Linked DNA regions of Homo sapiens: all the other regions are linked to region 3. A link is a loop called in an ENCODE intact Hi-C map of the cell type or tissue named here. Cell type or tissue: heart left ventricle. All regions are shown on one strand. Each heading gives the region's core, and the rest is flanking DNA. Links, peaks and the distances in the headings are about the cores only.

Region 1 (11,131 bases), core at 2,125-10,124, 92 kb after region 3:
TGACAAAACCACTCCCCTCCTGATAAACATTGACTTTGTTTCCCATGTGTATGTGTGTGTGTGTGCATGTTTTATGTATATATTTTATACACACACATATAAAAGTCGAGAGAGAGAGAGAGAAAGAGATTTATTATGTAAAATTGGAGGCTGAAAAGTCCCAAGATCTGCAATCAGCAGGCTGGAGCCCCAGGAGAGCTGATGGTTTAAGTTCCAGTCCAAAAGCCAGCAGGCTCAAGACTCAACAAGAGCCAATGTTTCAGTTCATGGCAGAAGAAAAGAAAAGAGCAATGTCCCAGCTCAGGGAAGTCAGGCAGAAGGAGGTCCCTCTTACTGGAGGAAGGGTCAGCATTGTTGTTCTAGTCAGGGTTTCAGTTGATTAGATGAGCCCCACCCACACTGTGGAGGGCAGCCTGCTTTACTCAGTCTACTGATTCAAATGTTAATCTCATCCAGAAACATCCTCACGGACACACCCAGAATAATGTTTGACCAAATGTCTGGGCACCCTTTGGCCCAGTCACATTGACACATAAAATTACCCTTCACAGCATCTCCACATACTAGTATTTTTGTCCTTACAGGATAAAGTCTGTCATACTTAGCTCAGGCTACTATAACAAAATACCTTAAACTGGATGGCTGATAAACAGAAATTTATTTCTCACAGTTCTAGAGACTGGGAAGTCCAAGATCAAGGTACCAGCAGATTCAGTATCTGGGGAGGACCCACTTTCTGGTTCATAGATGGCACATTCTCATTGTATCCTCACATGATGGAAGGGGCAAGACATCTTTCTGGGGCCTTTTTTATGAGGCACTAAACCCATTCATGAGGATTTTACCCCTTGATCTATTCACCTCCCAAAAGGTCTCACCTTCTAATACCATCACATTGATGAATAGGTTTGAACATATAAATGTGGGGGCATGACAAAACATACAGACCATATCAAAGTCACAGCAGTGGAATTACTGAACAGAAAGGAATGTACAGTGTTAATTTTAATGGTGTTTGACAGTTTGATTTTCACAAAAACTAACAATTTATATTTCCACCAGCATTGTATAAGAGGACTCTTCTCCCCAAAGACATGGAACCAACCCACATGCCTATGAAGGATAGACTGGATAGAGAAAATGTGGTACATATACACCATGGAATAGTACGTAGCCATGAAAAGGAATGAGATCATGTCCTTTGCAGGGACATGGATGAAGCTGGAAGCCATAATCCTCAGCAAACTAACACAGGAACAGAAAACCAAATACTGCATGTTCTCACTCATAAGTGGGAGGTGAACATTGAGAACACATGGACACAGGGAGGGGAACAACACTCACCAGGGCCCATTGGGTGGTGGGAGGTGAGGATAGGGAACTTAGAGGACAGGTCAATAGGTACAGCAAACCACCATGGCACATGTATACCTGTGTAACAAACCTGCACATTCTGCTCACGTATCCTCGGTTTTGTTTTGTTTTTTTTTAAGAACAAATAAAGGAAAAAATAAAAGAAGAAAGCAGGACTCTTCTCCATATTCCCACCAGCAATGAAAGTTAATGCTATCTTAAATTTTGGCCTTTGATGTTTTTTCATATCTCACTGTTACTTAAAATTGGATTCCCTGAACACCAGTGACTTTTAATATCTTTTCATAAGGCTTTGGCCATCTGGAGTTTTTCTTCTGCAAATAGTCTCTGCATACCATTTGTCCATTTTTCCACTGGGTGGTTTGTCCCTTTATGACAATTGTAAAAGTTGTTTGTAAATTATTAGATGTATGGCTATTAATCCTGCTTTTCACTGATTTTTTTTCTATGACTATCATGTACTTGGTTTTTTTTTTTTTCATTTTTTTTGGTAAAATATTTTCTTTGGTTATGACCTCCCCTGCCATCAGATTATACAAGTTAAATCCCAATTTGTTTTGCAAGATTTGTATTATCGTATGCTTATGAAAAGAATCCAGTTTTGCTTTCAAACAGATGGAGAACCAGGAATCCCAAGACCATATCATTAAATCCAGCCTTTTCCTGCTGGAACACATTAAATTCTCACACACATCAAGCTTTATTTATGGATTATCTATTCTGTTCCACTAATCTCTTTGTTTTTCCCAACACCAGTATCATGTTGATATTATCTCATTGTCTTAAAAGTGGATCATAATATCTGGTAAGGGAAGTTTCCCCTTCAATTTTGTTTTGCATATTTCTCTTTGTTAGTCTAAAAAAAACTCACTCTTCCAAACAGATAGAAAATTACAGCTAGATAGGAAGAGTAAGTTCTAGATTTCTATAGCACTATAGAGTGAATAATAAACAATTTATTATATATTTTCACATAGCTAGAAGAGCACATTTTGAATGTTCCCAACACAAACAAATGATAAATGTTTGAGGTGATGGATATACTAATTACCCTGATTTGAGCATCACACATTATATACATACATGTATGGAAATATTACACTCTACCTGAAAAATATGTGTAATTATGTGTCAATTAAAAATACTGAAAATTAAAAAATTTAAAAAATCCTTCCTCCATATACACTGCAAGATTGTTTAATTTCCAGGATAATAACTCTGTTGGGATGTTGACAGAAATTACCTAAAGTTTGTACATAAATTTTTGAAGAAATTACTTTTGTACTAAATGTTTTCCTTTGGAAAAAGAAAGTCTTTCCAAATGTTTAGATATTGTTGTGTGTCCCTCAATAAGGTTGTATAGCTTTCCTCATTTAAGTCTGTGTCTTTCTTAATATATTCATTTAGTACTTAAAGTTATAAATGAGTTTTTTCCATTTCTGACTTCTTACTTACTAAAAAAGACAAGTTTTAGTATTTGTATATGAATCTTATTCCAGCTACCTTACAAAATTATTTTACTAACTTGAGTAGCCTTTTTTAATATCTAAAAGTAGAGTCTTGGGGACTTTGAAAGGTTAAAAAAAATGCATACTTCTTTTCTTGACTTATTTCATTCACTACCACTCCAACACAATGTTGTATAATGATGATGAGAATATTCCTTTTCAGTGCCTGATTTTGACAGAAATAGATGTAGTGTTTTGTCACTTAAGGTAATACTTGCTGGTAGGTATCATGACTGATCTTTATTATATTTAGGTTGTTTACTTCTATTCCTGTATTACTTAACTGTCTTTTATAAGAATTTTATAAAATGCCTTTCCAAAATCTACTAATGTAATTTTGTAATTTTTCTGTTTCAGTTAGCTCTTTTAATCTCTTTCCATTTGTTCGTTAGAGTTATACTGATACAGATATTTATATCCATCTTTTCTTGCATTTCTAAAATAAATCTTATTAGATCACAGTACAGTATTCTTTTAAAACTCCACTAGATTCTATCTGCTGTTTATTTTATTTTTTGCATCAGTACTCTTAAGTTAGATTGATTTATAGTTTTTAAATTTTCAATTATACTTTATTAGAGCTGAGTATTAAAATAAGATGGACTCTATTATAAAGTGAATTAACATCTTCTTCATTTTTTCACGATATAGAAAAGTTTATTTAACATTGCAACTATCTTTCTTTAACTATTAGATAAATCTGAGTTAAGAACCTGTTTAGTTTTGCGGCCTATTTTCATTGGAAATTCTTTCTCCAAGTCTTGGTCTCCTCTCTGCTCCTACACTTCCAGCTCCAGGGATGCAGACTGCTTACTGGTTCAGGATCTACAGAGAGCAAGGTTCTTTGCTCAATACTGTTTCCTCTCCACTTCATTTTCTTCCCAGTCTAGTTCATTTGCTATTTGTTTTGAGTCTTTTTCAAGTATTTTGCTGAGATAGTGAATGGGAGTGAAATATACGCTAGAGGATTGCATGTCTTCAAATCATGGTAGTTTGTTTGTTTGGTTTTTTCATTTGTTTGTTTTTGTTTTTTTGGGTTTTTTTTTTTTTTTTTTTTTTTTGGCCTTGATGGGGGAATATCTTGGCTGGACATTGGATTCTTAGGTTGTGTAGTTGCTATAGTTTTCACTCCAGTATCTTCTAGCTTCCAGATGAGAAGTCTGATGCTAATCTTCCTCTTATTCCCTTATAAGTAATCTGTTCTTCCTGTCTAAAAACTTACAGGATTTTCTTGTGGTATTTAGAGTTCAGGAATTTTTAGTAGAGTATGTTGGGTCTCACTTTTTTCATCAACCTGACCTGGAACTTGGCTAGACCCTTCCATATATAGACTCAAGTCTTTTCAGAAATTTTTCTTATATATTTAATTATTGCCTCTTCTTTAACTGTTCCTTTGTATCCTATTGTAAATCCTATTCATTCCAAGTTGTCCCCTGGTTCCATTCTCCCAGTCTCTCTCTCATTTTTTCTCATGATTTTATCTGCTTTTTTCTCATGATTTCCATCGGATTTTGCTCTGTGCTTTGATCCTCTAAGCCACCAACATGGGTGGCCCTCAACAGTGACCATTAACTCCTTCAGTTACATCTACTAAATTGGTGACGACTTTTCTTTCCTTTAGAAAGTCCTTTTGAAATGCACTTAAATTTCTTTAGGTTTTCTTATTGCTTTTTTACTCATTTCCTCCAACAGCTCTGTTTTGCTGAGATTGTGTTCTGTTGGTTGTGACTCATCTTTCTCCAGCTGGTAGGATCTTTCAGATGCATGTTCTTTTTCTCTGTTGGCTCAGTGGGATCAGGTCTGGTTGATGGCAAACAGGACAGAGTCTCTTTCTCCAAGGGCTGGTAATACAAAAGCAGGCAGGTTGCAGGTCCTGCCAAGGCTGCAGGAGGAAAGTGCCCGGCACCCCAGGACCCTCAAAGAGAGAGGCTGCTGGACCAGTGCTCAGCTCTTTATTGGCCTCTTAGGCACCAGGGGAACCAGAAGTGTCCACAAGAATGATGTCATCCTTCTTCCTGGGGTACTGAGATTTCTCTGGGCCAAGCCATTTGCAGGATCAACTGCTTGCCAATTTCCATAGAACTCCAATGGTTGTCCCCACACTCTTACTAAATCTGTGTCTAGTTCTGATGTAAAATTCCTGTCTAAATTCTACAGAGCCTCTAGCCCCACCTGGTCCCAGCACTCACAGCTCCAGCTGCCAGTTAGTCTCAGAGATGCAGATAAATTGGAATTGGGAGTGTGATGAAATTAACGCACTCCAGAGTTAATAAAACACACACACACACACAAAAAGAAAAAAAAATATTCTGCATGTCTCTCCTCCCCCACTCAGCCTATTTCTAACAAGAAAATCACATGGGTGCCTGGCACACAGGCCTGCTAGAAAAAAAAAAAAAAAAAAGGAGCAATCCAATTTAAGAAACACTTTAAATGATATTTTTCTTCATTTCTGCAAGGCCTGTCCTGGTTCTATGAAGGCCCACAGCATGTGGGTCAGTTCTTACGTTCGCCACTGTGTTAATTAAAAACAGGAAACTGGGCTGAGAAGGTAGATCAGAGGGGAGGAGTTCTTTCCTTCCAGCTCTCACTTGGTCTTCATTTAATTCAGCTACAATGCCAAGAAAACTAAATATTACAAAGTAATAATCCTTGTGTGAGCACTAAGTTAGGAAATGAAGAAAAATATCACTGGCTCATGCCCTAATAAAGCCAAGCTATTGAAAAGGCTGAGAATTTATGGCAAATTCCCCTCTGAGGTGCTTAATGACCATTCTGCTTCTCCGTTTCCTTTTAACCAATGCTTGAAGTATGTTTGTGCAGCCTGCAGCTGCCCTGGAATCTCAGCCTACCTCATTTTGCATCTGGCCCTTTGAAAAACTGCAGGCTCCAGAAGTCTTTGGGAAGCATCAGTGGGCTCCAAAGAACAAATGTAAGTGGCACAGGTCCGTCTGGGCCCAGAGTGAGGAGAAAGCTCTGGACCAGGAGTCTGCCTAGGTCTCCTCACCTGTAGGGTGGAGGACAAAACTCCTGCCTTCCAGGACTCTTGGAAGGTTAAAGGAAAATGCTTCATAAACAGCCATGCAAAAGCAAAGTGATGGAAGCTGTTATCATCACATCCTCATCCCAAAGGCTGTTATGGGTCTTGCTTTCCAGGCCCATGCTTCTGCTCCATTCAAGCCTGACAAGTTTCAGAAAACACATTGCTTCACACCTCTATTTTTACAATCCCCATTAGCAACAAGAGGCATCAGAGTGATTAAGCCAGTGCTACTATTAACAGTCTCTCATTGATTTATGACAATGCAAACAGAAGCATCATATGGGTATAGTTTCACTGGATACATTAACTGTGCAATAAAAGATGTTATTTATCATTAATAAACTTAAATCAATCCTGACTCTGATAAAAAGATAAGAATAAAAGATCTTAGTGGGTTCAAGTGTCTAGGAGGAAAGCATCATTCTGTGTTTTGCTTTTGTTCTCTGCTTTTGTCTTTCCTAACAAGGATCTTCTTCTCTCTAGTTCTTTTGGCAGGGAAATAACAACATTTTTCTTCACTAGAGCGCTCAGCAATTGTAGGATGTGTTTGCCTTGACTTACTGCCCTCCCACTCATAACAGAGGAAGGCATCTTTTCTCCAAAGGGCAAAAAGCAACTGAGAAATTCTGGAAGCATCACTAATCCCACAAACTGGCAACCCAGGGTAGTGGCTCAGAGACAGGCTTCCTTTTAGAGTCAGAAATATTTCAGTTCTAACTACATTCCTCCACTTGATCACCTGAACTAGTCATTCAAAGATTTCTTCAGCCTCTTTTAGTTTCCATTTTCTTGGCTTTGGAACATGAAGATGCTCTATAACTTATCAGTGAGGATAACATTAAGTAAGATAATTATTTAAAAAGAACCTATCCCAATAGCAAGTATGCAGTAATTTAATATTAGTTTTTGTTAATAAACACCATTTACTTCTACCCTAAAATGCCCATGTATTCTTCAAAGAAAATAAAATGCTGATGCATCCAAAGCTAGGGTTATAAATCTGGAGACTGTGGCTCGGATGAGTGATTCCCAAACCTGCCTGCTCATCGGAATTTTCTGACGAACTTAAATTGCAGAGGCCACATCCCCAGTGAATCAGAACCCCCTGGGAGAGGGTGTCATGGCAAGAAACTGTGTCTATTAAAAGCTTCCCAGGTGATCTTGATGAGCAGTTGTGTATGGGAACCAGTGGCTGAGACAATCAAGGCTCGAGAAAAATTAGTCCCGTTACATAAAAAGCAAAAGCTAAAAAAAAAAAAATTGCCTCTCAATTTCATTTCCAAATATGTCTCTAAGTTGCCTTTTAAGAAACTATTTTGGAGAATGCCTTGTATGTGTGATTAAATGTGATAAATATAAATATGTAAAGAAACAATATTCACAGAAGAAAAACACTCATGGCAGCCAGCAAAGGTACACGTTGCCATAAATGAGCTTCATGAAACACAGACACATTGTGTGATGAAAAACATGAACCAATCCATCTTTTAGCTTTTATGTTACAATTGGTTAAAATTCAGTAAAGGGTCCTGAGGGCCACTGCAAACTCTTCCCTGATAATGTGGTCCAGAAAAGCCTACAGGAAGTTGTGTAACATCTCAAGAAAGGGTGGTATATGGGAAGCACACATGGATGCCAGCTTCCTTTATATTTGCCCTTAAGGCTGGTCCTTTCCTGTGTATGCTGCCTACCCAGTGGCCCAAGGCAAAAACCTGGCAACACCCATGACTCCCCCTTTCCCCCCAACCTGCCTTACCTGCACAGTGACCAATGTATCCTCTCTATTTCACCTTCTAATCATCTTTCCTCTTGTGCCCCTCTACTGGACCATCACTGGCCCCAAAGAGGCTGTCATTTTCCCATCCTAGCCATTCCAGTGCCCTTGAAAGACAGGAATCTGAATCTGCTTGGGACCAAGGTCCTAACAAAAATGCACTCAGGAACTCATGGATGCTGAAGGTAGACAATGCAATAGATGGGACAGGCAGGTACAAAACTCTCTGGGCCTGATTTGAGACCCTTCAGAGAGGCCTATGTAGAGTCTGCTGGTCTAGAGAGTCTTGTGCCTTTTTATTGGACAAGTCATGGAAAGGGAGGGTCACCAATCCCAGGGTCAAGGTCTCTAGCCAGAGGCTCCAAAAATTTCTATCCACAGAATAAAGATAACACACTATAGGGTAATATAAGACAACAGGCAAGATCTGGGTCAGAGCAGGTATGGATTTGAGTGCATTGCTGCTGTGTCATCTTAGACAAATTTATGACTCTGAACCCCAGCTTCCCTATTTGAAAATGAGAATAACAATGCCCATTTTACAGAGCTACTCTGAGAATTAAAAATATTTAAAATTTAAAAATGCCCAACATGCAGCAATCACTCAATAAATTCTAGCTAATACTGTTATCAATAACTGGATGTATATGTATGTAAGTTTGTGTATTAGAAAGAAACTGAAAAGATGTATTCAAAAGAGAACTATTCTTTAGGGTTACATCATCCTTGGTTTCAATTTTTGATATTTTATTAATTTCCCCACAGCTTAGAAATCTAAGATTCTTCATCCTTTAACAACACAGTATAAATCCAATGCCACTTTGATGACAGTAAGGCCATCAAAATGTGGAAGGGTGAGGGATGAGAGTAGAGAACAGATATGGGTGAGAAACATACTTAAAATGAATGACTTTTGAAGCCTTCTTACAACAAAACAACCAATCACCAATGGCCTTGACCAAAAGGAAAAAAGAGTACACATTGAAATACAAGATGTTATCACATTCACCTATACTATCTACCCAGAATTGGGACATCCATTTGCAGCATGTGAACAAAGTATAATCTTAAATAAACCATGTATTAGTCTGTTTTCATGCTCCTGATAAAGACATATCTGAGACTATGTAATTTATAAAGAAAAGAGGTTTAGTGGACTCACAGTTCCTCATGGCTGGGGAGGCCTCACAATCATGGTGGAAGGTGAAAGACAATTTTTACATGGCAGTGGCAAGAAAGAATGAGAACCAAGTCAAAGGGGTTTCCCCTTATAAAACCATCAGATCTCGTGAGACTTATTCACTACCATGAGAACAGTATGGGTGAAACAACCCCCATGATTCAATTATCTCCCACCGGTCCCTCCCACAACACATGGGAATTATGGGAGCTTCAATTCAAGATGAGATTTGGGTGGGGACACAGCCAAACCATATCAAACTGTATGAGGGTAAATAAAGCTAGCTGCTAGAGTGACAACCCCCAAATCTCAGTGGTGCCATACCATTATGCTCTGTTTCTTACAAGACAGGATCATCATTTCACAAGACAAGAACACATGGTCATGCAAAGACCCAGACGCCTTGCATCCTAGGACCCCATCTCTTTGGAATCCTCTCCAGCCCACTGGTAAACTGGAGGAGAGAAAGATGATCAGAAATGGTAGGTTCTTATGGATCAGGGCTGGAAATAGGCCTCATCCACTCTTCCACTCATATTATATTGGCCTAAACTCAGTTACGTGCCTCCTCACCTATTTACCTAATAGCGATGATGGCTGGAAAATATAGTCCAGCCACAGCCCAGCAAGAAAAAGAGAGTACAAATACTGGTGAGCCTCATGAGTCTCTGGGATTTTCCTAAAGCAAATACTGCATTCAGAGGATTTATTCACTGTGCGTTTTTTCCCAAAGACTGGGAAACCTGTTTATTTTTTAAGATCTTTTACTGATTTCAGGAGCAATTGACTAATCAAGTCCTAGTGTCACTACAGGTGGCGTCTGGCCCTTCTTAAACTACCCTGGGTTCACTTTACCTGTCAGATGTCACCCAGGCCCTGCCATTTGAGCCACAGGGACACGAGTGAGGGCACTGTCTAAATTAGCAATCAAGCAAGATTCTCAGGAAGTCAAGGTACCCCAACCGGGTCGGAGCCTGGAAGCTGGAAGTCTGAGAAGGGCTGAAGTCTGTCTGAGGTTTCCAATGTACAGCTACAAGAGAAGACTTTGTAGCTCCCAGCCAGAGAACACCAGGGAACCTCTACCCCATAGGCCATCTCAGCATGGCTGGCCAATTGACTTGCTTCTCAGTCCCATCCTGAAACAGCACTGTCTTTTCAGCTAATCACTAATGCATGGTAGTATGGAAAGCCCAGGAAGAAGCCCTTGAGGAGAACTCCACATATAGTAGATAATAATAATAATAGCTGATGTATCTCATGCCAGTCAGAATGGCAATTATTAAAAAGTCAGGAAACACAGATGCTGGCAAGACTGTGGAGAAATAGGAATGGTTTTACACTGTTGGTGGGAGTGTAAATTAGTTCAACCATTGTGGAAGACAGTGTAGTGATTCCTCAAGGATCTAGAACCAGAAATACCATTTGACCCAGCAATCCCATTACTGGGTATATACCCAAAGGATTATAAATCATTCTACTATAAAGACACATGCACATGTATGTTTGTTGCAGCACTATTTACAATAGCAAAGACTTGGAATCAACCCAAATGCCCTGGATAAAGAAAATGTGGCACATATACACCATGGAATACTATGCAGCCATAAAAAATCCCAAAGGATTATAAATCATTCTACTATAAAGACACATGCACACATATGTTTATTGCAGCACTATTTACAATAGCAAAGACTTGGAACCAACCCAAATGCCCTGGATAAAGAAAATGTGGCACATATACACCATGGAATACTATGCAGCCAAAAAAAAGTACTATTCATTCATGTCCTTTGCAGGGACATGGATGAAGCTGGAAGCCATTTCTCTCAGCAAACTAACACAGGAACAGAAAACCAAACACTGCATGTTCTCACTCATAAGTGGGAGTTGAACAATGAGAACACATGGACACAGGGAGGGGAACAACACACACCAGGGCCTATTGAGGGGTGGAGGGCAAGGGGAGGAAGAGCATTAGGACAAATACCTAATGCATGTGGGGCTTAAAACCTAGATGACGGGTTGATAGGTGCAGCAAACCACCATGGCATATGTATATCTATGTAACAAACCTACACATTCTGCACATGTATCCTGGAACTTAAAGTAAGAAAAAAAAGAGAAAGTCTTAAATAATAATAATAATAATAATAATAATAATAATAATAATAATAGCTGATGTGTCAAAATTGAATTTTGTTCCCAGGTCCTGTGATAAGCAGCTTTACCTTGGCTTTCTTGTGTAATTCTCA
Region 2 (11,131 bases), core at 1,031-9,030, 230 kb before region 3:
CTTGTAAGAAGGAGAGAACAGAGAAATAAAAGGAAACCCAATAGATAGGGATCAATGTAACCGTGTTAACAAGGATTTCTGAAGAAGGGAGATGCCCAGCAAGAGAAAGACTCTATCCACTGGATTTAGAGATATGGAGGCAGCTTGTGAGCTGTGAGCTTAGCAAAAGCAGTTTCTGTGGCATATCAGTGACGAAACTAAATTTAAGTGAATGAAGAAAAAGAAAATAAAGATCCTCTGGCCTGGGATGAGAAGGCTAGACATTAAGGTAAAGTGTGTTGAAGGAAGGTGGGTTTGTTATTGATACTGCTGCTTTTGCTATGGGGGAGTCATGCATAAATAAAAATAAAGGACCTAGTTTGAAGTAACAGTTTGAACATATAGAAGAGATTAGAGTATTTTTAAGAATGGGTAATAGAACACTAGTGGGTCATGAAATTAATTTATAGGTTAAAAGTAGCATTTTTAAAAACATGAAATAGAATGGGATAGAAAATAGAAACCATTACATAGAGTAAAATATTGTTTCAAGAAACTATTATTTCAGGTGTGGTTTGCATGTACACACATGGAATTTTGGTACACACATGTACACACTTGCAATTTTGGTAACTAAATGAACACAGAAGGCAAAAGAATTATCCTCCAGGCATGGGTCTAGGTGACTTGGAGAATAATGGAGTCATGATGGAAATACGAAAACAAGCAAATAAAGTAATGGGAAAGAAGGAAGAAAATAAAGATGAATTTAAGACAACAGCAGAACATTCATGCAAAGATATGCTATATATAGTTATCCCGCCCGCACAAGGCTGGGTTAGATGATCCTCCTAGATGCTCTTATAGCTGCTGTCCTTTCATAGTAAGTATATTGCAACTGTCCATTTTCTTGCCCATCTCCCTTCTCAAAGAGTGAGCACCATGAAACAAAGAACCATCTCTCATCGTATCCCTATTGTCTGGCACAATTTCTGGCACATAGTGGGTACACATTAAATATGAATTTAGTCAGTGATTTATAGGTGTGATGTTGACATCATGGAATCTAAAAGTCAATGATGATAAACTATTTATAAAATGGTTTTAGACCCTTTCAGAGACACATCATGACAAACCATAGGTCACACACTTGATTCCAGAAAGCAATTTGCATCTGAAACCTGGATATGCATCCTGTATCAGTCAGCTTTATTGGTTGCAGCAGAAACCAACTCTGGCTGACATAAGCAGAAAATAAATCTATTGAAACAGTATTAGGTAATGTATAATTGCCAGGAAATTCAGGCTTGGGTAACATTCAAGAGCAAGGGAAGCTAGTGCATTAACCTGGACCACCGCCAAAATTCTCATACCATAAAACCAGACCACTGTCAACACTGTCACCTCTAAACTCTACAAACCTCAGCTGCAACCACCACCACCATAGGCACTAGTCAGTTACAGCCACTGCACTGTTATTCCTCTTGTGCCTCTGAAAACTCTTATTACTAATCCTCATGTTCCTCCATCCCAGCCTTTTTTGCACTTCTAATTCTTAATTTCAAAATTCAAGGCAGCTGCATCTGGTTATTGGAGCCTAAGTTATACACAAGAGAATCTGGGAAATTCAATAGCTAAACAACTTGCATTTCAAGCTTTTACAGAAGAACACAGGTTAATATAGTCCCAAGCAAAAGAAGATGCTGGGCTACCAAAGTAACTGATAAATATCCATTACATAATGAATGACATATAATCTCATAGATTCCATAATTGCTGCCAGTTGCCAGCCCCTGGTGCCACTGAGGAACTGAGCTGAGTGCAACAGAAGTCTGTAGCTGTAAACATGTAAGGCACTCAACACTGCACTATCAAGTGCTATTCCTTTACTCTTGAATGATACACAGATGCTAGATCACCCTGAAATGACAGGCAGATGTCACCCTTTAATAGGAATCGCTGACCTTGAGATTCGTGTCTTCTTACCACAAAAATGGTGCTGCCATCATTTCAGCTTCTTGGTGGATGACTCTGGCTCGTTATTTTAAATGGTGCCAGTTGCTTCAGTCATTACTTTGAATTTAGTGTCAAACATGTGTAGTGACCTGCATGAAAATGTTCTGCCTCTCTGGCTTCCATCTGAGATGATCCTGCCCCATGTCAGCCCAGCCTTCATCTCTGCCAGTTCTCAGGCAACATACTTGTAACCAGTCGCCTCCCTGCACACTCCTCTGAACATGCCTATTTATTTCATTCAGGATAAGGGTGAATTTTGATCACATAAACATACATTCATTTACTTCTCCTAATCCATCTTTAGGAAATCTATGTGAAGAGGACAGCATCCACTTTGAATGAGCCCATTACAGCTCACCTTTATTTTGTTCCCTGTAACTTCATCATCCCTCGATAATCCTCCAAGAAAAATGAGGCATAAGATAAAATCTTTGAGAGGACATGAAGAGCTTCATTGAATGAACGGTCATTCCCTCTGTTATTCAGGTAATGTCCATGTGTTTTGTATTAATAAATTCTAGATCCAAAAAAATTAATAAACAAACATGGTAATAATTATTAATATAATTCACACCATAATTTTCTGCTGTTTTAAAAAAGATGGGCTTCTCCCATATACTTCACTTAAACTTTTAATGCATTTAGATTTTTAGAAACATTAATAGTTTTTACACATTAAAAACACATCTGATTAAAAAAGTTACACATCTATTAAGGAAAGTTTATGTAATATTTCCATATGCATTTTTAGAAATTAAACTTCAAAAGCTGGATATGCCAAGAAATCAAGGACCACATCCATTTGCTTCCTTAAAAATTTTTTTTCTTGCAAACTCATATACTTTTATCTTTAAGTTACCTAAATATTATAGCATAACAAACCTCATTCCTTTTACCTTTTTTAATTGATATCTCAGTTTTAAGGTTTATCTATGTTGGGATGTGTGCTTCTTGCTCCCAACTGCTACAGAATAGTCCATAGAAAGCATCCATCAAAGAAGTTCATAGCCTGAACTCCTCACTACTACAAATGTTCAATCTTCTCAGCCATGCCTCCTTGTAGATTTGCATGAAGATTTTTCTGGCATATTTTCTTGAGGATGGGATTGCTGGGTAGAGGCCGACTTGACTTCACCAAAGACTGCCAGATGGCTTCACACAATGCCTCTAGCAGTTCACAATCCTACCAGTCACGAATAAGGGTCCCGCTTCCCCACCTCTTTCCTAACACTTGATGCCATCCAATTTACACACAGATTTAAAAAAGAGTGAAGTGGTTGTTTTAATTTTTACATCTCTGATTATTCATGGGTTTAAGTCATTGCATCTATTTTTGAAACATTTGGGTTTGTTTGGTTTTTTTCCCACTTGCTGTTGTGGCACCTGTCTTTTTCCAGTGACATAAAGAAACTCTTTATTTTAGATATTAATTGCCTTTTGATTCTAGACATCACAAACATCTCTTCCCAGTCTATTATTTCTCTGTTAACTCTGTCTATGGTGCACTTCCTTTAACAGAAACTCTTAGCATTGATGTAATCAAACATACTGATTTTTGCCAATAAAGGATGTTCACATACAAGGTATATTCTCATATTCATACTTTCCAGGTAAATGACTATTAATCCATACCTTTCTCTCTCACTCAAGAAAGCTTATCAGAAGACACATAAATGAGAATGATGTTCAAAAAGTTTTCCAAATATTGGTTCTTTAACTGTTAGTAGAGAAAAATTGGCTTTCAGTCATCCTGAAATTACCATGCCACCAGATTACCACAACTAATTACAGAATTACTAGTTGAAAACTATAGACCTAGCTCATGCCCTCTGAGCCTACCAGCTGTCAGCCGCATCTACCTCACCCTTTCACTGATCTATAATAGAGGTGGCCATTTGCTGATCTCATACTGTGAGACAGACATTTCCATAAAATATTTCCTACCCTCACAAAAACTCTAAAAGATAAGTATTGTTATCCCTATTTTACAGGTGAGAAACCTGAGGCTCAGAAAGACCATTTGCCTAAGTTGACACAGTACTTGATAAAGCCAAGATTTATAATTAGGACAGTCATGTTCCAGAATCAGGAATCCCAGCCTTCTCTCTTCAAGGCTGAATCATCTTTCAGCAATGCAAGTGAGATAAATGAGGTATCCCAGTCAAGGCCAGTCTTCACCAACACATGCTAAGCATCTGCTGATTTAGGAGATGCCCCCATTCTCAACCCAAGACACCCAGAAATTCCCGACATTTATTTCCAAAAACTCCCTGGTAAAACGAAACTGTTGCCTTGAGGAGTCATACTATGATCACATTAGCACAGAATCAGTTCATCATGTAAGACTATTTACACTAAGGCTCTAGAGAAATGGAAGAAGTTATGAAAGAATGGGGAAAGGGAGGAGAGAGAGAGTAGGCACTTCATCTAGAACTTGTAGCACAGCCCAGGGCCACAGAGATGATATAACCTGTGCAACCTCCATGTACAGGAAGTTGAAAGAAGGAAGGAGAGGATAACTATCATTTACGGAGCATTTATCATGTTCCAGATGTACCCAGCTAGAAAACTTTGCAGTATCTTTCCTCATCTTTATCAAGGCCATTGTCTTCATTTTTTCTAGAAGAGGAGTACTGAAGAGATTGGGGATTATTTTCGCAGGACCCCACTGCTAGAAAATAGCAAAGCCAGAATTTGAACCCACGCTGTCTGATGTCAACAGCCCGTCTTCTTCCACTGCAACCACCTTCATCACCATTCGATGAAGACTAACTATCCTTTACTGTTCTTCCCTAAGCCTGAGGTTAACTGCTCTCTGGGTCCCAGGGTTCTCAAAAAGTATTTTGTTTTCCCATTGAATACAACTTGAAGTTCTTGTCATTAAAAAAAAAAAAAAGTCTCTAAATATTCTAGTGTTTGGGAGCAGAGATTAATTGGAAAAGTAAATACTTGTAGAAAACTAATTGGCATTCCCTTGACAAAATGTAATGGATTCAAGCATTGGTCAGTGTTAGCTCTTATCCTGGTATGAAGAATTAATGTGATTGCAATGACCACACTGCTGCTGAGTCTGAAGTCTGCAGGCCAAGAGGGTTACAATTTGGTTCCTCCTCACCCATGTCTCAGGAGACCATTTAGTAAAAAGTTGAAGAATATGACATTCCCATGTTCTTCCAAAACAAAAAAGGCTTGAGTGACTGGTACAAAGTGTGGCTTTTCCCGCCCTCCTCTTTCTTAGGGCTTTCCCCATGTCTGGTTCCTGCAGTTACAGTGAGATATGAAAAAGGCATCTGCAGGGATCTGGGTCAGGCCTATATCAGGAAAGGCCCCCAGAGCATCAGGTTGGACAGAGACTCCAGAAAACTGAATGACCCCAGCCTGATCAGCCCATCACTACCCACACTCTGGCAGCTTCACCCCACTACTCCCCAAGGCCTTGTATGCATCAGGGCCTCCTGACATGTGCTTCTGAACTCGCAACAAAAGCTGTTCAGGGCTGGGAGCGGTGGCTCACACATGTAATCCCATCACTGCAGGAGGCCGAGGCCGGTGGATAGCTTCAGGTCAGGAGTTCGAAACCAGCCTGGCCAACATGGCAAACTGCCGTCTCTACTAAAAATACAAAAATTAGCCAGGCATGGTGGCAAGTGCCTATAATCCCAGCTATTCAGGAGGTTGAGGCAGGAGAATCGCTTGAACCTGACCTGGGAGGCAGAGGTTGCAGTAAGCCAAGATCACTCCACCGCATTCTAGCCTGGGTGACAAAGCAAGACTCCATCCAAAAAAAGAAAAAGAAAAAAAAAATCAGGGTTGTTGACTTGGGACTCTATATATTTTTTTTACTAATACATAATATTTGTACATGTGAGATTTTGATTCATGCATACAATGTATAATAATCAAATCAGGGTACTTAGGATATCCATCACTTTGAACATTTGTCATTTCTTTGTATTGAGAACATGTCAAATCTTCTCTACATTTTAATAAGTTCCTCAATGATTCTTAAGGAGCAAAAATAGTTTGAGAGACACGGTGCTAAGGATTAGGAGTGGTTAGAGACAAGACAGAAGTGACCTCAAATGGGAAGATTCCCTTACAAATGAATGCAATGTATTCCAATTATTAGGGCTGATTATGTTCCACCAAGTCACTATGGACAATGAATTAGCAAACACTGAGCCATGGCTCCTAGGTAAAATACAGGGTTAGGTTACTGCAAGCCTCTGCTCATAACATTTTAATCAACGAATAAAAACATAACCTTGTTTTATGTGTGTTTCTGTTTGAAGACATCTTATGTAACATATACAATTGATTCATTAACATTGTGCTCATGGCCCACAGTGCTATGACTCATGCCTGAATGAAGCTTCTCTAACATATGTGTTTTCTCTGTAAGGGGCATTGCAGCCTTCTTGTGCTTAGAATACTAGACAGCACTTCAGAAGTAAGCTCAGGGCCCATTTTAAACAGTAAAATCATCAATAAAAAAGCACAAAAATGCAACAAAATCTGGCAAAAAAAAAAAAAAAAGGATACTTAATAGCATGAGAGCTAAAACAAGAAGGAGTGTCACCCTTTTCTCCCTCAGCTGGGAACACGAATGTTGAGGAGTAACTCAAATTTTTCACAGCCTGGTACATGTCTGACAACGGCTGTGGAAATGCCATGAGTATTGATTTGGGGGTTACACATAAATTTTAGGCACTGGGCAAATTTGCAAACACAGAATTCACAAATAATGAGGACTGATTATATAGTGAGGATGGATTACAAAAATAGTTTGCACATGCATTATCTCATTACCTTACTTGATCACACAATAACTCTGGAACTTAAATAGAACATCTACTATTTTGATTCCCAACACTGAAATAAGAGACTGTGGGCCTAGAGAGCCGGAAAACAAACCAAGGTCTTTTAACTCCAAGGCCCTTGCTTTTTCCATTATACAGTAAAAGGAAGTCAACTCTGCTAATGCTCTTTCAAATGCTAGAACTGTCCAGCCAAGTGAAGATGCCTCAGAGAAATGGGGTGCAGTGGAAAGCAGGCATAGCATGCTTACACTGGGGGAAATTGGGGAAAGCCAGAGCAGACCTAGCCCTAGACACAATGGGGCTTAATCACTATTTGCACAAGCTGTACAAGTGTGCTTTCTTTTTATGTGTACTGAGGTTTGCTTTGAAGTATTTCAGTCAGAAGGCAAGCACTGACTGAGTCCCATTGGGTGCATTTTATTAGATAATGAGTCAGAGAAGAAAGAAGCAGCAATTCCTGATCCGAAGAAGATTATAGACAAATGGAGAAAACATTGTATAAAATAGTTAATCTAGTAAATAGAGTTTGATTTGAGGGAGAACATAGATGAAGAGGGTAGATCCGAGACACTATTTGAAAATAGAGGTAAAGGACTTGTCATGTAAAATAGGAGAAAGATTATTCCATGCATTTAAAACAGTTTGGGCCAAATTCCTAAGGCATTGATAGTCAAGAGGTTTACTGCCTGCTCTGTCATTTTCTAGCCACGATACCTACAGAAGTTGATTGAAACTTTTTCGGACTCAGTTTACTGATCTATGTAGTGGGGCTTCAGTGCAGGTCAACATACTTTAATTAGCAGAATGCTGCAGCACTAAGACCTAGGATTCAAAAGCTTCAAAGGTGTATTTGATATAGCTTATGCTTTCCAGGAATAGGAGGAGACAAGACACATAACAAATAGATAATTTTAATACAAAATAAATGTTAGGATGTGGATGGGCACACTTAGACTGCGTAATCTTGCAGCAGGGGAGGGGGCAGGGAAACTGCCTGGAGGAGCTGGCCCAGACTTCTAAAGGACAGTAGGAATTAGATAAGCAACAAAAGGGGAGGGCAAGTCCTGATCAAGACGGAGCAAGAGCAAAACCTCAGCAGTGTGAGATATTGCAGTGGGTTCTGGGAACTGTGTTTGGTTTGGCATTGCTGAGTCATATGATGAGAAGAGAAGAGTGAGGATAAAAGAGCTGGAAAGGTAGAAAACAGCAAGATCCTATCAGCATAAGAACTCACTGACATATTTTAAACCAGGGAGTGATATGGACAGATTTGTCCTTCCTGAAAGATTCCTCTGGCAGCAATAAGGAGGAAGAATCTGAGGTGGACACGAATGGAAGTAGTCCAATGTCTGGTTGTGATAACCCAGGTAGATGCCTCATAGATTTGTTGTGGGAGCCAATGAAATAATGTGCGTGAAAGCAGATTGTAAGCTGTAAAGCAAACCAACACAAAACAGTATTTTTCTTATGTAAACAGATAACATTGAAGTGCAAAGCGAAGTGGGAAGAGAGCAACACAAGAACACAAGTTTTCCTAAAAGGAAGAATATGCTAGAAAACAATGAGATCACACATGCAGCATAAGATCATTTAGTTGAAAAGCTTTGAAGGTAGCAGAAGTTTTGACATTTGAACTGAAAAGTCAATGGATGCTTCTGAAGGAGGTTGAGGGACTGGCACAGTATAGATAATGGGCAGTTCTGGGCATCTGAGAGTAGAGAAGTTGAAAGCTAGCATATAAACAGTCCGAAGAATCCAGCTATGACTTGCTACATTTCCACCAAGATAAAAATGCAAAATTATTCAAAGTCCTGAACTCTAATAATGGCGTCCACCACAATGAAAAGAAAAAGCTAGAGTCCTGAAAAAGTTAGAGAATCTTAAAACTGGAAGGGATTCTGTAGAGGCGGTATAACACGATGGAGAAAAGTACAAAATCCGGAGCCCAGCTGTGTAGAATTGAATCCTACCACCTCTAGCTGCACAGTAAAGTTATATAAACTCTGTGCTTCAACTTTCTCATCTGTAAAATAGGGATAATAATAATACCTACCTCTCAGAGCTGTTGTGAGGCTTAAACAAGTTAATAAACATGAAATGCTTCGATTAGTGCCTATTGAGTGTTCAATAAATTTTAGAATTTAATAATTCTGTCTCCCACTTTAGAAATGAGAACACTAAGGTCTAGAGAAGTTGGCTCATCCAAACTTTTAAAATTTTTTATCCAGTACCCTAGAATTTTTTCTAGGCCTCCTGCAAATTAATAGCAAAATCATGGTTAATTCTATATCTGGGAGACCTAAATCTGCACAGCATTAGCTTCTGTGTTGGAATTGAAAAGGATCCAAGAAAGAGGAAAACTGATTTTAATTGACAAGAGCTCAGAGAACCAGAAGGTCAATATTGATGTAATCTGGGCTTCAAAGGCAGGGCCAAATGGTCTGCTGCTTCTTCTGTAAAGCACTCTCAAAAATGGTGAATGAGGAGTGGGCATTGCTCACCATCAGGAAACAGCAGAGTTGGAGAAGGCAGAATGGCAGATGGTGAGGTGGGGAGCATTACCTTAGGAAAGGTAAACAAGAAACCACCTATTAGCTCTGCCATGCTCTGGATTCTAAGCTGGAACTGCTGGCTCAGTTCAAGTATGTCCTCTTTTTCCCCCTCTCCTCTCCCCAGCACTGTTCTTGGCAACACATTTTATCTTCTAGCAGATGGCTGCAGCTGCTATGGTGGCATCTGTTGCTGCTCTTTCACCTTCCAGCTTTGGCAGGAGCAGTTGGCAAGACGAACTTGCAAGGTCTGTCAGCACCCAGTAGTATCACTATCAGTCTAACTTGTAAAAAAAAAAAAAAAAAAAAAAAAAAAAAAAAAAAAAGTAGAGGCAGAGGAAGTGCTGGTGCTACCAGCTGCAATCCCTGGGGCCTGCTTGATTCAAGAATCTGCTTCAGACTGGATTCTCCTCTCATGGGATCAGAAGTTGGGACAGAGTAGCTTAGATGAGCTCATTTTACCCATCACCCATCTTTAAAAATGAAGACCCTTTTGATTGGCAAATAAAGAGGCCCCGCTGCAAAGAGCAAGAGCAATAGGTCTTACAGATGAAAACTACATTGAAAATCCAGAGGAGCAATTTGAAGGAACAAAGTTAACATACTAATTCCTGCCTTCTCCAGCCTCATTTCACAGAATGGTTTCCAGCATGGCCTGAGACAGTCCTCACAAAGCTTTGAGGTATATTCAGAGCCCTATTTACATTGATGAGTGGAGTCTGTGTGAGTCCTGGCCAGCCTGGACTGGGGGTCACAGTCTGTGTTTCTCTATACCTCTATGTTTTCCTTATCTTGGGAAAAGATGGTTGCTACGGTTTTCTGTCTTGCACTTTCATCCCCTGTAGAAGCAAGATTTATGTCTCAAACCCCAGCCGATTTGGCCTGAGCTATAGGCGGCTGTTTAGCACTTGTCAAATCCTTCTTGGCAGTCAGTCATCCAAATCAGACAAACCAACCAGAAGGAAGGTTTATCCATTCCCTTGATACCATCATCCCTGAATAGAGGCTTTTACTGCCATGCCCCCCATCAAATGTCAGAAATATTGGACACTGAATCAAGATTGAATTAAACCTGAGTTCACTATGCCCTCTGGAAACCTGTGATTTGAATGAAACATTTTTCCCACCACTTCATCACCTCCATTGAATTACTATAGAAGGGATCTGTGAGCCAATAAGTTATTCTCGGCCATTGCTGGAAATTGGAAGAGACTCAGCAGTTGCGGGTTGGAAGTCAAGGCTGAACAAGAGGCCAGTATATTCCCAGTGACCAAGCATTTGTATCAACTGACAGCTCACAGGAAAAATTATGTGACAAATTTTGAAGAAAATAACTTTGATGAAAATACATAAAGGAAGAAGAAGATACCATATTTTATTTAAATTATTCAAAAATTTACTGGGTGTCCAACTGGACACCATTCTAGGGTTTAGGTCGTGTGGTACCCAGGAAAAAAGGGGGAAAACTAGTTAGGAAATGGAGGGAAAGCTAACACAAATTGAACTAAACTCAAGAACAGAAGATGTAACATCACAGGGGAACTGACAATCAAACAACACATGTAAATAACAAGAATCAAATGCAGTCTAATTCTGACAAATAACAAGACTGAACAAGAGTACTGTCTATTCAAAGTAGCAAAATGAGCACATATGCCTACCTTTCCTCTAGACGAAGTTTCCAGTGAAATGACAAAAATAGACATATTTTTAAAGAACACAACCATAACAGCACTAAAAAACAACACAGAGGCCAGGCGCGGGGGC
Region 3 (11,131 bases), core at 1,689-9,688:
AGACACAGACTGGCAAATTGGATAAAGAGTCAAGACCCATCAGTGTGCTGTATTCAGGAAACCCATCTCACGTGCAGAGACACACATAGGCTCAAAATAAAAGGATGGAGGAAGATCTACCAAGCAAATGGAAAACAAAAAAAGGCAGGGGTTGCAATCCTAGTCTCTGATAAAACAGACTTTAAACCAACAAAGATCAAAAGAGACAAGGCCATTACATAATGGTAAAGGGATCAATTCAACAAGAAGAGCTAACTATACTAAATATATATACACCCAATACAGGAGCACCCAGATTCATAAAGCAAGTCCTGAGTGACCTACAAAGAGACTTAGACTCCCACACAATAATAATGGGAGACTTTAACACCCCACTGTCAATATTAGACAGATCAACGAGACAGAAAGTTAACAAGGATACCCAGGAATTGAACTCAGCTCTGCACCAAGCGGACCTAATAGACATCTACAGAACTCTCCACCCCAAATCAACAGAATATACATTCTTTTCAGCACCACACCTATTCCAAAATTGACCACATAGTTGGAAGTAAAGCTCTCCTCAGCAAATGTAAAAGAACAGAAATTATAACAAACTGTCTCTCAGACCACAGTGCAATCAAACTAGAACTCAGGATTAAGAATCTCACTCAAAACCGCTCAACTACATGGAAACTGAACAACCTGCTCCTGAATGGGTACGGTACATAACGAAATGAAGGCAGAAACAAAGATGTTCTTTGAAACCAACGAGAACAAAGACACAACATACCAGAATCTCTGGGACACATTCAAAGCAGTGTGTACAGGGAAATTTATAGCACTAAATGCCCACAAGAGAAAGCAGGAAAGATCCAAAATTGACACCCTAACATCACAATTAAAAGAACTAGAAAAGCAAGAGCAAACACATTCAAAAGCTAGCAGAAGGCAAGAAATAACTAAAATCAGAGCAGAACTGAAGGAAATAGAGACATAAAAAAACCTTCAAAAAATTAATGAATCCAGGAGCTGGTTTTTTGAAAGGATCAACAAAATTGATAGACTGCTAGCAAGACTAATAAAGAAGAAAAGAGAGAAGAATCAAATAGACACAATAAAAAATGATAAAGGGGATATCACCACCGATCCCACAGAAATACAAACTACCATCAGAGAATACTACAAACACCTCTATGCAAATAAACTAGAAAATCTAGAAGAAATGGATAAATTCCTTGACACATACATCCTCCCAAGACTAAACCAGGAAGAAGTTGAATCTCCTAATAGACCAATAACAGGTTCTGAAATTGTGGCAATAATCAATAGCTTACAAACCATAGAGAGTCCAGGACCAGATGGATTCACAGCCGAATTCTACCAGAGGTACAAGGAGGAACTGGTACCATTCCTTCTGAAACTATTCCAATCAATAGAAAAAAAGGGAATCCTCCCTAACTCATTTTATGAGGCCAGCATCATCCTGATACCAAAGCCTGGCAGAGACACAACCAAAAAAGAGAATTTTAGACCAATATCCTTGATGAACATTGATGCAAAAATCCTCAATAAAATACTGGCAAACCGAATCCAGCAGCACAGCAAAAAGCTTATCCACTATGATCAAGTGGGCTTCATCCCTGGTATGCAAGGCTGGTTCAATATACACAAATCAATAAATGTAATCCAGATATAAACAGAACCAAAGACAAAAACCACATGGTTTTCTCAATAGATGCAGAAAAGGCCTTTGACAAAATTCAAAAACCCTTCATGCTAAAAACTCTCAATAAATTAGGTATTGATGGGACGTATCTCAAAATAATAAGAGCTATCTATGACAAACCCACAGCCAGTATCATACTGAATGGGCAAAAACGGGAAGCATTCCCTTTGAAAACTGGCACAAGACAGGGATGCCCTCTCTCACCACTCCTATTCAACATAGTGTTGGAAGTTCTGGCCAGGGCAATCAGGCAGGAGAAGGAAATAAAGGGTATTCAATTAGGAAAAGAAGAAGTCAAATTGTCCCTGTTTGCAGATGACATGATTGGATATCTAGAAAACCCCATTGTCTCAGCCCAAAATCTCCTTAAGCTGATAAGCAACTTCAGCAAAATCTCAGGATACAAAATCGATGTACAAAAATCACAAGCATTCTTATACACCAATAACAGACAGAGAGCCAAATCATGAGTGAACTCCCATTCACAATTGCTTCAAAGAGAATAAAATACCTAGGAATCCAGCTTACAAGGGATGTGAAGAACCTCTTCAAGGAGAACTACAAACCACTGCTCAATGAAATAAAAGAGGATACAAAGAAATGGAAGAACATTCCATGCTCATGAGTAGGAAGAATAAATATTGTGAAAATAGCCATACTGCCCAAGTTAATTTATAGATTCAGTGCCATCCCCATCAAGCTACCAATGACTTTCTTCCCAGAATTGGAAAAAACTACTTTAAAGTTCATATGGAACCAAAAAAGAGCCCATATCACCAAGTCAATCCTAATCCAAAAGAACAAAGCTGGAGGCATCACGCTACCTGACTTCAAACTATACTACAAGGCTACAGTAACCAAAGCAGCATGGTACTGGTACCAAAACAGAGATACAGATCAATGGAACAGAACAGAGCCCTCAGAAATAATGCCGCATATCTACAACTATCTGATCTTTGACAAACCTGAGAAAAACCAGCAATGGGGAAAGGGTTCCCTATTTAACACATGGTGCTGGGAAAACTGGCTAGCCATATGTAGAAAGCTGAAACTGGATCCCTTCCTTACACCTTATACAAAAATTAATTCAAGATGGATTAAAGACTTAAATGTTAGACCTAAAACCATAAAAACCCTAGAAGAAAACCTAGGCATTACCATTCAGGACATAGGCATGGGCAACAACTTCATGACAAACACCAAAAGCAATGGCAACAAAAGCCAAAATTGACAAATGGGATCTAATTAAACTAAAGAGCTTCTGCACAGCAAAAGAAACTACCATCAGAGTGAACAGGCAACCTACAAAATGGGAGAAAATTTTCACAACCTACTCATCTGACAAAGGGCTAATATCCAGAATCTACAATGAACTCAAACAAATTTATGAGAAAAAAACAAACAACCCCATCAAAAAGTGGGCAAAGGACATGAACAGACACTTCTCAAAAGAAGACATTTATGCAGCCAAAAAACACATGAAAAAATGCTCACCATCACTGGCCATCAGAGAAATGCAAATCAAAACCACAATGAGATATCATCTCACACCAGTTAGAATGGTGATCATTAAAAAGTCAGGAAACAACAGGTGCTGGAGAGGATGTGGAGAAATAGGAACCCTTTTACACTGTTGGTGGGACTGTAAACTAGTTCAACCATTGTGGAAGTCAGTGTGGCGATTCCTCAGGGATCTAGAACTAGAAATACCATTTGACCCAGCCATTCCATTACTGGGTATATACCCAAAGGACTATAAATCATGCTGCTATAAAGACACATGCACACGTATGTTTATTGCGGCACTACTCACAATAGCAAAGACTTGCAACCAACCCAAATGTCCAACAATGATAGACTGGATTAAGAAAATGTGGCACATATACACCACGGAATACTATGCAGCCATAAAAAAGGATGAGTTCATGTCCTTTGTAGGGACATGGATGAAACTGGAAATCATCATTCTCAGTAAACTATCGCAAGGACAAAAAACCAAACACCACATGTTCTCGCTCATAGGTGGGTATTGAACGATGAGAACACATGGACACAGGAAGGGGAATATCACACTCTGGGGCCTGTTGTGGGGTTGGGGGAGGAGGGAGGGATAGCATTAGGAGATATACCTAATGTTAAATGACAAGTTACTGGGTGCAGCACACCAGCATGGCACATGTATACATATGTAATTAACCTGCACATTGTGCACATGTACCCTAAAACTTAAAGTATAATAATAATAAAATAAAATAAAATAAAAAAGAAATAATGAATAAGCTCTCATCTCTAAGTACCTACTGTAGGCCAAATACAATGCTAGGAACTTAATAAAAAGGTACATTGATTGATGCTTTAAAATCCAGATAATTTGAGGTTAATTTTCTGATCCCTTCCAAGTTCCTTGATACTATGCCACCTAAGGAGCTTTTTAGAGACTTTAAAAAATGTTTCCCTAGGCCTTAGACCCTCCAGGTACAGTGGAAAAAGAATTAGGTTCTTATGCCAGTTTCACTGCTAACTTGCCTTGGGCCAAGTCTAAGTCACAAAAACATTCAAACTCTCAGCTTCCTCTTCTGTCCTGTGGACTTACTCTTTCCTCCCCTGCCTCTTTCATGAGATGGTGGGAGGAGTCAATGAACTAACACCTGTGAAATCACTTTGAAATACTGTCTCAGTGGTGACAAGCCAGCACTCAGCCAAGAGGGGGATTTCATTGGAATCAGGATTTCTGATTCAGCCTGGCTTCCTAAGCCATTTCTACATCAATCAGCTGTCACTGCTCCTTCTCCTCAAACCATGTGAATTTTAAAAGCCAGCACAAGCTCATCTGGAATTCACATACCCCATCTTCAAACAGACAAGGACAATGCGAAATTGGAAATACAGGAAGATGGCAGGTGGCACTGCGCTCTCTGAAAAATGAGCACTGTAGAAACAGCTCTGCTTCTTCCCAGGATGCCTGATGTCGTGGGTGATTTGTAATGCTTTCCCTGAAAAGCCCTCATCCCCATGAACACATTTTAAAGATAGAAATCAATCTTACAGTATGACAGGGAGAGAAAAATCTGTCAGGAAAAATGAAGAGGAGAAAAACCACCTAATTCTAGAATCCTTCCTACTAAATAAATGGGTTCCAGAGAAGTAAGACTGGACCTATATTTTTCCATCATGCTTGCCATTTACTGAGCAGCTGCAAGAGGTGAGATTGAAAAGAGAGATAGTCTGGCCAGCCCCACCAGCTTTTTCATCATAATAATTTAGGCTGGATGCCAGTCCTGGCATTTTGTACTAGGTCAGAGTTTGCCTATATACAACAAAGAACTAAAGCTCCTACAGGATCATTTACAACTACACACTATGAAACATTGCTCATTATTACACAAGGGATCAGCTGTCGCCATACCTTGGAGCATTTGTGATCTTTAACATAAGGCAGCAACACATCGAGGTTTAATTTAACCCCCAGACCAAGATAAACTCTGCTTCCCAGACCCTCAGAACCTGGAGAATAACATCACTATGAGGCATACTAAAGCCCATAGCTGCAAATCACCACACGACTCATTGCAGGGAGCACCCAGCCAGTGTCAGGTTAAAGTTATCCAATCAGGCAGAAATCAGGAAGGGGTACTACATAAAGCCAGCAAAGTGGAGGGAAGGAGACAAAAGGGGTATAGTAAGGGAGTTAGAAAGGCACTTCCATGAAGAAAAGTCTAAAGCTGATTTCCACCAGAGCAAGTTTACTCACTGAACAGTCCTCTTGCTCTTTTCTTGCTAGAATATCCATAGCCTCTTACAGTGTCCCCTTGCATTATGGAAAGTTTCAGGAAAGTTTCAAAAGCTGCCTGAAAAACAGTTCTCATTCTAAAGCGGGTGTCCAGGAGCAGTGTTGCCTTCCGCCCTATCCTCTCCTTAAATCTCATCTCTGGCCCACTCCTGAGAAATCAAGTGGGCAAATGAGCTGCACTCTTTCCCAGGGCCCTTCTGGCCCTATCTATGTCTTAGGAGCTTCTCTCCTGAAAAAAAAAAATCAATCCACAGCTGGCCTGGGAGGAAGAGATAATGTGAGAGCTCACAGTGGGTCAGTGATTCAGTAAAAAGCCAGAGAGCTGTTGGCTGGGAAATGTCGGAGACATCTGGGCAGGAGCTGGAAAGCAAGCACACTGGGCTGTCTTCTCCTGACACCAGATAGAGCCTGGCCCTGGGGAGTTGCCCGGCCATGTGTCCTATGTACCAAGAAGCCAAGATACTAAGACTTGGGATTTCTGTAAAATGCAGTCATGAAAGAGGGAGGCAGCTGAGACTGGATGTGAAGAAGGAGCACATTATTGCAATGCTGTGGTGACTTGAGAAAAATCAGAGACATTGTAAAAGCCTTTTGGAACACCCTGGCAATCACAGACAAAGCACATCAAGCTCATGAAGAGACGGAAAACATGACATAAATACCTTCCATCTAAGACAATACCTATCCTGGCAAACTCCATCCTCGCCCCTTTAAGCTCTGCATTTCAATTCTCTAACTTCCAAGATCAAAAACAAGTCAAGATAGCACAAACTGACTGTCTTCACTGTAGTGATCCGCATCCTGTGGGAGATCAATGCATGTCAAAAGAATTGAATGTATCACTGCAAATAGTAATTCAGAAACTGGAGAGAGAAGGTTTTATATATAAAAAAGAGAAACCACAATTTCAGTCACAAGCACCTTTTCCAAGTGCCTCTGCTGGTAATATAAGCAGGAGCTCCAAGTAGCAATTAAATGTGTTATCTACGAGCTTCCAAGTCAAGACGTCTCTTCAATAAGGTATGAGAGCCTACTTGAAATAATTTGAGATCCATCTCTGACACTAGTAAGCTTTGCATTTTAAAATTATTCTTCCCATAGTCCGCAGATATTCTTTAACCAACCCAAAAGTCAAGAACATTACATTGCACATTTGTGGGAAGAATCAAGATGGCTGAATAAGAAAAAAATACACTCCCCAGAAGCTAGCAAAGGCAGCCATTAGACTCAATCGGAATTGTAGTAAAAAGGTGTCTAAGTGGAGAAATTCAGTCCTAAAGGCCTTACTATAGAGGATAAAGAAGAAAATGTAGAGTCAGACCCAGGCTTGAATTTCGGCAGTGTTAACAGCAAGGGGCAGTAACTCCTGATCCCAGCCCAAAGCCCTTCAGTTCTTAGGCTCAAGTGTAGCAGGTTGAAGCCAAGTTGCCTCGAAGTAAAAACATAAGCTTTGGACCTTGCTTCAAACTCCAGCTCCATCTGTGAATAAGTTGCTTCCCTCTCTGAATCCGTTCCCTTCTTTTACTATCAGGGTCAATGGCCCTATTTCAGGAGCTAGGATGATGAATGGATGAGGGAAATATGTGTAAATCCCTTAGCACAATGTCTAGCACATCAGTTCTCTCCCACACTTCGGGGCCATACATAGAGAATGTAGATAAAGTTGTTGATATTTAGTGGAAAGAGTACTGGGTTAACAATTAGTGACCTTGCTCTCAACTAGCTCTGGAATCTTGAAGAAGTCACCTTACTTCCCATCACACGCAAAATAAACTAAAGAATCTCAGAGATTATCCTCTGGCAATAAGGGAATTCAGATTCAAAGATACAAATAGATGAAGATGCTAGAAGGCATTGTATCTAGGGTTATACAGAGATATCAGCCTTGGGATCTACCAGAATTGCTGGACAAGATTAGCATTTCTGACCAATTCAGGATCTGAAGAATCTAGATCAAACAGGACTACCTTGTATTGTATCCAAAGGCAACTGGGGAGCAAGGAAAGGAGAACAGGAGAATAGAGAGAATCCTCCTTCTCTGAGATTATGGCTGCAAATTTCAGGTAGAAGCTCTCTTCCAACCAAGATAGACTTGAAAGCACTGAGTCACTTTGACTCTAACTAGCTAAGCAATCAGACTTTGTAATGAAGCACCTAGGTGTTCCCCACATGTGGTAGATAGGCAGGGCAGGAGCATCAGAGAAGGAAGGTGAAAAGCAGCAGCCAGCTTTGAGATGTGGCTTCCAACTCACCTGCAACACACACACACACACACACACACACACACACACACACACACACACACTTATGCCTGCCCCTTATGCCTGGGCAGGGATCCATGACCCTGATTCACATGTTATATGTTCCTCCTCCCCATCAGCCAACCTAAACCCTGTCTAAAGTAGCAGTGTCTCGTTTAGGACCAATGAGAGGGCTTGAGCAACTCAGGCAGGCATGGGCACATGGGCCCAGCTGGGCTGAAGATGTCACACTTTGTTCTTCAAAGTGACTGATTGGACCTCAAGAATAAATGTCCCACAAAGAAAATACATTTAACATCATGGCACAAAAATTAAGAGAGAAGTGACTTTCCCCTACACTTTGCACCTCTCCACACATAAATGCATGCAAACACCTACCCATTGACCAACAGAAATATCACACTGGGACTATTTCCAAAGAGTCTCTGAAAAGTCATTAAGTATTTTGTAAAATACTTCACAAAGAGACAAGTCTTGCCAGCCATCCTTGATGATCTGTCTCCCTAAAATAACTCCAATCCCAGCAGCCTCCCAGGTGCTGGTAGGTAGACAGTGCCACAGTCAGCTCAATCTCTGCGGAGGCCCAGCCTATTTGATGCTGCACATATATGCACTGCCTTCACTTTCATCATCCTTCACACCTACTCTACCCATCCATGTCTCTGCCTGGCCAGTCCCTACTCATTCTTGAATGTCAGTATAAATGTCTCTTCCTGCACAAAGCCCTTGGTGAGTCCCCAGGTTGGTTTCAGTACCCTTTCTATGTGTGTCTTCACCTACACGGGCATTAGTTGACACCATTGTAGTTGTGCATTGACTTGTCTATCTTCACTAAACTGTAGGTTCCTTGAGGACAGAGAATATGTCTCCAGCACTTAACACAGTGTTGGCATATAGAAGTGCTCAATAAATATTTGTTTAATGAATGAGTGAATCCAAACCAGATTAATGGTTGGGATAAAAAACTACTCAGGTCTACTGAGGAACAAACCAATAAACCTGGTGAAAGGGAAGTGGAAGTACCCAGGCACAAAAACCAGGTACTCTCCCTAGAGTTCACAATGAGCCAGCTAGGTGACTGTAAGACCCAGAGATCGGTTCTGCTGAATATGCAATATCAGAGGGCAGAGTAAAGAGTAACAAAGCCAAACCAGTTGTTCCTTGTAAGAAAAGAGAGAAGAAAACCGACACTTAAAGAATACCTATCAGTACCCCTTTTAAGCCAGAAAAGAACTTACAAGTTATTATCACCTTCTCACAGACAAGAAAAATCATGCTCAGAGAGGTAAATAACATGTCAAGTAAATAGCAAAGTTGGTATTGGAACTTGGACCTGCTGATGCCAGAGTTCACACTTTATTTTACTCTATCTTATTGTTTCTGAATTTTCCACAGATTTGGATGTCCATTTCTACATTCTGGGAAATCAGATGGTAGGTAGAAAGCTGGGTACCCTGGAAGCTGTGGCATTTGACATGCAGTAGTGGCACTGAATCAATGAGCAGATGAACAGGCATTCACTATGGTCTGCAAAGGGCTCGCATTGCCAAAGATCTTCTTGTCTTTGAAAACAACTTCAAAGAAAAAGAATAAAGTTCAGAGAAGGGAATGCAAAGGATAATGAGAAGAGAGGGGAGAGTCAAGAAAGCCTCCTCCAGATGGATGACATACGAAAAACATTATATGAAAACATCACAGTGAACACCCAATCTCTCACTGAAAATGGGCAGCAAGACCATCCTTAACTGTCATTATGAGCAGAGACATGTGATATAGTTTGAATATATGTCCCCACCAAATTTCATGTTGAAATGTAATCCCCAGTGTTGGAGGTGGGACCTAGTGGGAGGTGATGGGATTTCTCATGAATGGTTCAGCACCATCCCCTTGGTGCTGTCCTTGTGATAGTGCATTCCTTCTCATGAAATCTGGCCGTTTAAAAGAGTGTGGTGCCTCCCCCACATAGTCCCAGGTCTCTCTCTTGCTCCCACTCACACCATGTGACATGCTTGCTTTTTCTTTGCCTTCTGCCATAATTGGAAGCTTCCTGAGACCTCACCAGAAGCAGATGCTGGTGCTATGCTTTCTATACAGCCTGCAGAACTGTGAGCCAATTAAAGCCCTTTTCTTTATGAATTACCCAGTCCCAGGTATTTCTTTATAGCAATGTAACAACAGCCTAACCCAACATGAATCAGCTACGGGGCCTCAGCCAACTATTAGCACATAGACTCCTGCCTCCAAAGGCGAAGGTACTGAGAGTTAAGAGAAAAGCTTAGAGGAAATGAAAATGCATCCAATTCCCCGTCAAATGAAAATGCTATGGGCCAAAGGCCAAAGAATATTCTTGGCCTGGATGGTGCTCTCCACGCTAAATTTAGCTGATTGCTGAGCTTTTTTTAAGAGGCATCTTATTCAACCTTTTGCAAGCCACAGATTTACCTCCTAATGCACAACTTGCTTCCCCCTGAAGCTGGAACACATTGTCCTTGGCTTTGTCATCTGTGGGAGAAGCAATGCCAACAAAAACTCTGCTGTTATCACCTGGCTCTGCTTGTCCAAGCAGTGCCTGGATGAGGTTCTTTAATGGCACTGACAAAAGGCTCTCTATCCTCAGTAATCCAGCCCACCTCCCCTGACCCCACCATCCCCATAACTATAACCTCATCTTAATTCTTATTAACAGAAATCCATTCTTCTGTGTTTATCACTCTAGCTGCAGAAATCAGCTTTTAAAATGAGAAAACTTTAGGGAGAGTTTGCATGCCCATTAACATAACCAAAATCTGTGCAGATTCTAACACTGCTTGCTTCATTTGCTCCTGATAACACAGTGCAGACTGAGAGGCAGCATGCAAGGTTGAAAAAGCATGAGACTTTAGACTAAGACCTAGATTGAGAGCCTCATTCTTTTTATCCAGACAATCTTCAGCTTGCCTCATATGAAAAGTGAGGATTATGATATCTAGTTTTGCCCAATAAAGGTAAATTAATAATATTTTAGGTGGTTATTAATCTTAGGAATTTTAGGACCAAAAGAACCAAGAGGTTACATGCACAGAGAACGGGGCTGGAGACAGTTTGGGAGAATTGGTGAGTAAGGTGGCGTCAAGACACAAGTGAAGCTAATATCAGACTTATGAGAGTCAGAGTCAGGAAGCACAGAAGCCAACAAAGAAAGTGAGGACAGGGGGAGAAGATGCAGGCCCATCCAACTCACCTAGAGCAGTGGCATATGTATAGTTAGTCATGTTTCGGGTCATCATGTGGTCACCTCTGAGTCCCTAGTAACTAATGTTCATTTGGCAATTGTTAAGTATTTATTAAGTGCAATTGTCTGCCAAGTGATGATCAAGAGAATAGGTTTAGAGC

What was found. Hi-C counts contacts between places; a loop is a spot of excess contacts. Peaks named below come from ENCODE experiments on the same cell type or tissue, not always from the same donor. Only the 100,000 strongest peaks of a DNase experiment are listed, where the experiment ranks them.
Region 1: it touches region 3 in a loop (2.0-fold over the local background); 7 of 110 quality-filtered maps call a loop at or near these places.
Region 2: it touches region 3 in a loop (2.1-fold over the local background); 2 of 110 quality-filtered maps call a loop at or near these places.

What each region holds. Positions count from the first base shown.
Region 1 is chr11:108,979,692-108,990,822 of GRCh38, reverse strand. No RefSeq gene overlaps it. Among named protein-coding and RNA genes, the nearest start is that of DDX10, 320 kb to the right of the region's middle. In heart left ventricle, for the core only: no CTCF peak of the experiment used is centred there; no DNase peak of the experiment used is centred there.
Region 2 is chr11:109,299,585-109,310,715 of GRCh38, reverse strand. No RefSeq gene overlaps it. Among named protein-coding and RNA genes, the nearest start is that of C11orf87, 120 kb to the left of the region's middle. In heart left ventricle, for the core only: no CTCF peak of the experiment used is centred there; no DNase peak of the experiment used is centred there.
Region 3 is chr11:109,070,908-109,082,038 of GRCh38, reverse strand. No RefSeq gene overlaps it. Among named protein-coding and RNA genes, the nearest start is that of C11orf87, 350 kb to the left of the region's middle. RefSeq lists a silencer at 5,730-5,930. In heart left ventricle, for the core only: no CTCF peak of the experiment used is centred there; a DNase peak (open chromatin) is centred at 5,918; H3K27ac peaks cover 563 bases.